2 separate regions of the Homo sapiens genome follow, and region 2 is linked to region 1. Evidence: chromatin loops called from intact Hi-C (ENCODE). Cell type or tissue: MCF 10A. All regions are shown on one strand.

Region 1 (2,500 bases):
ACAGCTACTGTTGAAGAGAGTTTGGCAGTTTCTACAAAACTGAATATACTCTTACCACACAACTTAGCAAATGCATTTCTTGGCATTTATGCAAAAGAGTTGGAAAGTTATGTCCACACACACATACACACAAAAATGCACATGAATGTTTATAACAGCTTTAGTCATAGTTGCCAAAACTTGGAAACAATCAAGATATCCTCAGTGAATGAACAAATTAATAAACTGTGGTACACTCAGACATTAGAATATTATTCAGTGCTAAAAAGAAATGAGCTACAAAGATATGGAGGAATGTATATTATATATATATTATATTAAGTGTATATTATTAAGTGAAAGATACCAATCTGAAAAATCTATATGCTGTATGATTCCAACACGATCTTCTGGAAAGGCAAGACTAAAAGATCACTGGTTGCCAGGGATTGCAGGAAGGAAGAAATGAATACATGGAGCACAGATGATTTTAAGGGCAGTGAAAATACTCCATATGGTGCTATAATTATGCATATGTATCTTCATATTTACATTTGTCTAAACCCACAGAATGTACGACACCAAGAACAAACTGTAATGTACACTACAGACTTTGGGTGATTATGATGTGTCAACGTAGGTTCATCAATTGCAACAAATGTACCACTCTGGTAAATAATGTTGATAATAAGGCAAGCTATGCATATGTAGGGGCATGGAGAATGGGAAATCTATGTACTTCCCCTTAATTTTGCTATGAACCTAAAAATACTCTAAAAAAATAAGTAAACAAAAATAGTAGGTTCTCAGTAACCATTAATATTACCCCAAGCCTAGCTCAGCACTATGTATCATTATGAAGATGGCTTTGTTTTGATCTTCCTAAATGTGTAGAACTTTACATTATTTTCAAAGGCAATTTAATACAGACGTTGGTGCCAGGGCATTTAAACAAATATTTTTTAAAAATTTATATGAGGCTAAGTTAGAGATTCTATCACATTCATAATATGTTATGAGCTATCACAAATATTTTAAAATGTCAATCTAAAGAAATTCTATTTCTTTTCCAAACATTTCCAGAGCTCACTTGGAAAAAATATTTTTTTCTAGATATGAAGCTCCTGATATTAGGTAAAGAAACCTAATCAGTTGCTTAAGCAATAAAAGAGAAAGTGAGAAACAGGACCTGAAGGGTATTCTAAGGATAAAGGAGCAAGGGTTTTTCATTTTTTCTCAAAAGAGAAAGACAAGGAATTACAAAATATCTAGGAACAATTTAGGAACAAATTAGGAGACCCATTTAGGAATTTTTAAAAATCACTCATATTTGAATTTACAAGAAAAACGTTCCCATGAGTCATAAAAAATGAGTGTAATTCTGTGAGGAATCTTGATTTGTCTATGGATTTAAATGAATTCTTGATGTGTCACATAATCAAATGTGGTTTGTACTACGTGATGTAAACAGCCCTAGAATTCCCCTTCCTGCTGAGAACTTAATGACTAAATCCTCAGAGCTGAGAAGACACAGGCTACACAAATCTTGAAAGCATCAGATTCACCAGCCCATGTTCAGGAAGCCATTTCTCATAGCTGGAAGCCAACCAGCCATCCTGGGCTCTGGAAAATGTGATGACGTTTACAGTGTGATTTGAGCAACTTGTGCAGAACTGTGAGACTCAGGATACAATGTCTACATGCTCAAGACTTACCATCCCCAAACACCATTTAGTTCACTTTTTACATTAATTATCTCACTAAGAGAGAAAATGGAAATGTGAAAAAACGGCATGAAGAAACAAGCGAAAAACCAACCATAGCAGTGAACAGAAAGCCCCAGAATCAGACTTGACCTGTCTTCATCTTTTTACCTGGGCCAACCTGACTGAAAGCTGAAGTTTCTGAAGGAAAAACAAAGATGACTATGTCTGAATATCATAAATACTTAGACAAGCATTAAATATGGCAGCATGAACAAGATTGTATCTAGCTCCTGTTTTGTAGGTGGAAAAATTGAGACAAAAATGTTAAGTAATGTGGCTTTCATAGTACCTACAAAAATGAGGACTCTAAGGTGAGGGAATTCACTTCTCTGAATTATGAGGACAAATAAGTTTATACTTGGAAAAAATACAAAATACAGCCCAGATAAAAAGCAAATAGCCTTTAGATAACTACGGAACCAAAAGTGTTAATACTTGTTTTCGAATTCTGTGACTTACCGATTGCTAGTCTATCTACCTTGTTTGGTAGGACATATCAGCGATGCACTTGTGGGCATTTATCTCCACATTCCTCCTGAATGAAGGCCAGAGGTAAAAGAGGAATCAGGAAGCAGGAGAAAATGTAAAGGTTTCCATTTTAAATTCCAGAACTTAGATATAAAAGGTTTTTGTGTAGTGTTGCCATGTACAACGTATATTTGTTGTGTTTTAGCTGTCTGTATCTATTCCTCTTTGATTTGGAAACACTTTCTCAATCCCTTGAGTGAATTTTCACTCCACTGCTATGTTTGCTG
Region 2 (2,500 bases), 91 kb before region 1:
TTTGTGAGGCACTTGGACTGGACTGGACCAGAGAGCAGCCCTTGGGCAGGGCAGGGAAGGCCAAGTGCAAATGCTCATCTTCTCTTCATCCCAGCTGACCATACCCTCAGCAAACTTCAACTGTTGGCTTTACAACTCCTACCTGATGATCCTGGAGACAGCCTCTACATCTTTCTCCACACACTTCTCCTGATGGTTGGTCATTATTGATTAGTCACAGTTGTCAGCTAACAGATGAGAGTTCTTTGCCATGTTGTCACCTAACAGACTAAGTTGGGGGTTTGGGGAGGGCTGGGGTAGTTGGAAAGGGGGGTTTGCAGATGGTTGGGATGGAGAAAGGGAAAACCAGAAGGTAGAGCTATCCAAGCAGGGTAAGAAAGTGAGAAAAAAAAGGAGACAGTAATTTCCAGTGCAGTGAATTAAGTTCCCTTTTTGGGCATGAACTGGCAAGTATTTTAGACTTACATGTTAAAAATAGAATAGATAACTTAGCAAATGACTACATGACTTTAAGTTTCTGAAAGGCAGAAAATGAGCTAGGAAAAGTTTTAAGACTCAAAGTCAGGGCCAAGAATGAGACAAAAAAGCAATGGAAACTAAAGAGACTGATTTGAGGGGATTAATGTGTGTATGCCTGTATGTATGTATTTATGTTCCCTAGGGATTATCCTTAATTAAAGAGTAAGCTACAGCCCCAATATGCATCCAATATTCAGTTTAAATCCTTAAGGGGATAGAAATACAGGGTGTTCTGAAGAATCTCAGGAATGTTAGGCTGCAGTAAAGTTAGAATAGAAAATGAAAAGGACCCAACAATGTCAACTGCCTATACTGGAAACTATCATCAACCTTTGTAGGTGAGTTCAATTGTTTAGAAAGGCTGTGTCCCTTCACCAGAGAATACTCTATGTGTGGAACAGATATGTAATAATGAATATCTGGACTGCCCAGTAATTTTTTTCATTAATTAAATATTTTAATATGGAGCATTTGTCACAATTTAAATCTGGTTTGAGAAACATCCAACTTCAGAAGCGGCATATTTCAGGAGTCTGTAATAAGCCAAATGACTGTAGAGGTGGAAAGTGCTCTCATGACAGTATAGTTCTGACTCCTCCAGTAATAGTTGAGCTCCCAGCTCAGGGGAATGGAATGAGAAATCACTTCAGCATTGCCTGTCAGCCCTGCTGATTCAACGTCCTTTCTGTTATACCCTGTGACCACTGTCTCACCAAAATGTACAGACTTCCTTTTTCACAGGAGAACACTGAGGCTATCTAGGAAATAACATTCCTGAGCATTCCTTATGCAACATGAAAGTTCTGTTGTCAGTTCTCAATGAAGCCATCAGATCTTCCTGACTGCTGCCTAACACAAGTAAGCTTACTGTCTTACAAGTAAGGCATACAACTTGCCTTACTCTCAAGTAAGCTTAGAAACATATTTTATATCTACTAGATAATTAGTAATATGCTAGCTGCTATAGGATGGAAGGAAATGAGAAAATAAGCCATCTTATTTGAAGTAGCTAACCAAGTCTTGCTCTAGATATAAGGAAATTAAATCAATTAGCAATGACATATAGTGCAATGCTTCATATTTTGGTATTAAATGTGCCTTGCAGAGTTTTCTCAACTCATTTTAAAACATGAATTTATAAAAATCTAAACAAAATGGTAAGAAAAGAAGAAAACATTTGTGCATGTGCTACTTCCAAATGTAAAAGAAAATACAAAAATGTTTCTAAGATAAACCTCTATATATACCAGTGTGTTGTCATCATGTTCTAAACTGTAGGAGCACAGGACTCCTGTATCATTCCCTGAGGATTCAGAAATTTGATCAAATAGAGATTTTCAGGAATTGCCTTCCAATCAATTTCCTGAGGTAAGTACGACAAATACATGGGGATACCAAGAACCAATATTTGTAAGGAAGAAAATGTTGATTTTCCAAAAAGGGGGATAAAAGTTTTGAAAGTTGCTGCCTAAAGAAAATAAACGCAAGTTCCATGACATTGGGTAATCAATCTCTCATTGTGACATCAAAAAAAAAATGAAAGACATACACAATAAACAAAAACATGGTAGTGAAGCACATATTGGTCATTACTAAAAGAAACTCAAACTTTTTTCTCCTTTGCTCTCACACCACAGCAAAAATCATCACAGAAGATTTCTGTGACCAAATATATAGGGGTTTTTCTCCACCAATAAGCAATCAATTCTGCAGTGGACATCATCTGGGAATCCTCCAATTCAACATCTGACACTATCCACCTGGAGATAGCATCAGATCCCACAGGTTGAAGGCACAGTCTTCATGACCACCTCCACTCTTCAGACACCAATTTTAAGTCTGGGCCTCCAGAACATCTGACCAACTGGGGTTCTCACAACCCCTCTTTGGATTCAATTAATTTCCTGGAGTACCTCACAGAACTCAGGGAAACATTTATTTGTGTTTATTTGTTTATTGTAAAGGATATTTTATAGACTAC

What was found. Peaks named below come from ENCODE experiments on the same cell type or tissue, not always from the same donor. Only the 100,000 strongest peaks of a DNase experiment are listed, where the experiment ranks them.
Region 2: a loop joins it to region 1, with 4 times the contacts of the local background. A loop is called at or near these places in 1 of 110 quality-filtered maps.

Annotation. Positions count from the first base shown.
Region 1 is chr3:154,885,125-154,887,624 of GRCh38, forward strand. It overlaps LOC105374170 (a long non-coding RNA gene), which reads right to left and starts at 2,290. Exons shown (of 3, transcript XR_924602.1): 1 at 2,205-2,290. In MCF 10A, no CTCF peak of the experiment used is centred here; a DNase peak (open chromatin) is centred at 1,517.
Region 2 is chr3:154,794,568-154,797,067 of GRCh38, forward strand. No RefSeq gene overlaps it. Among named protein-coding and RNA genes, the nearest start is that of MME, 280 kb to the right of the region's middle. In MCF 10A, no CTCF peak of the experiment used is centred here; a DNase peak (open chromatin) is centred at 1,174.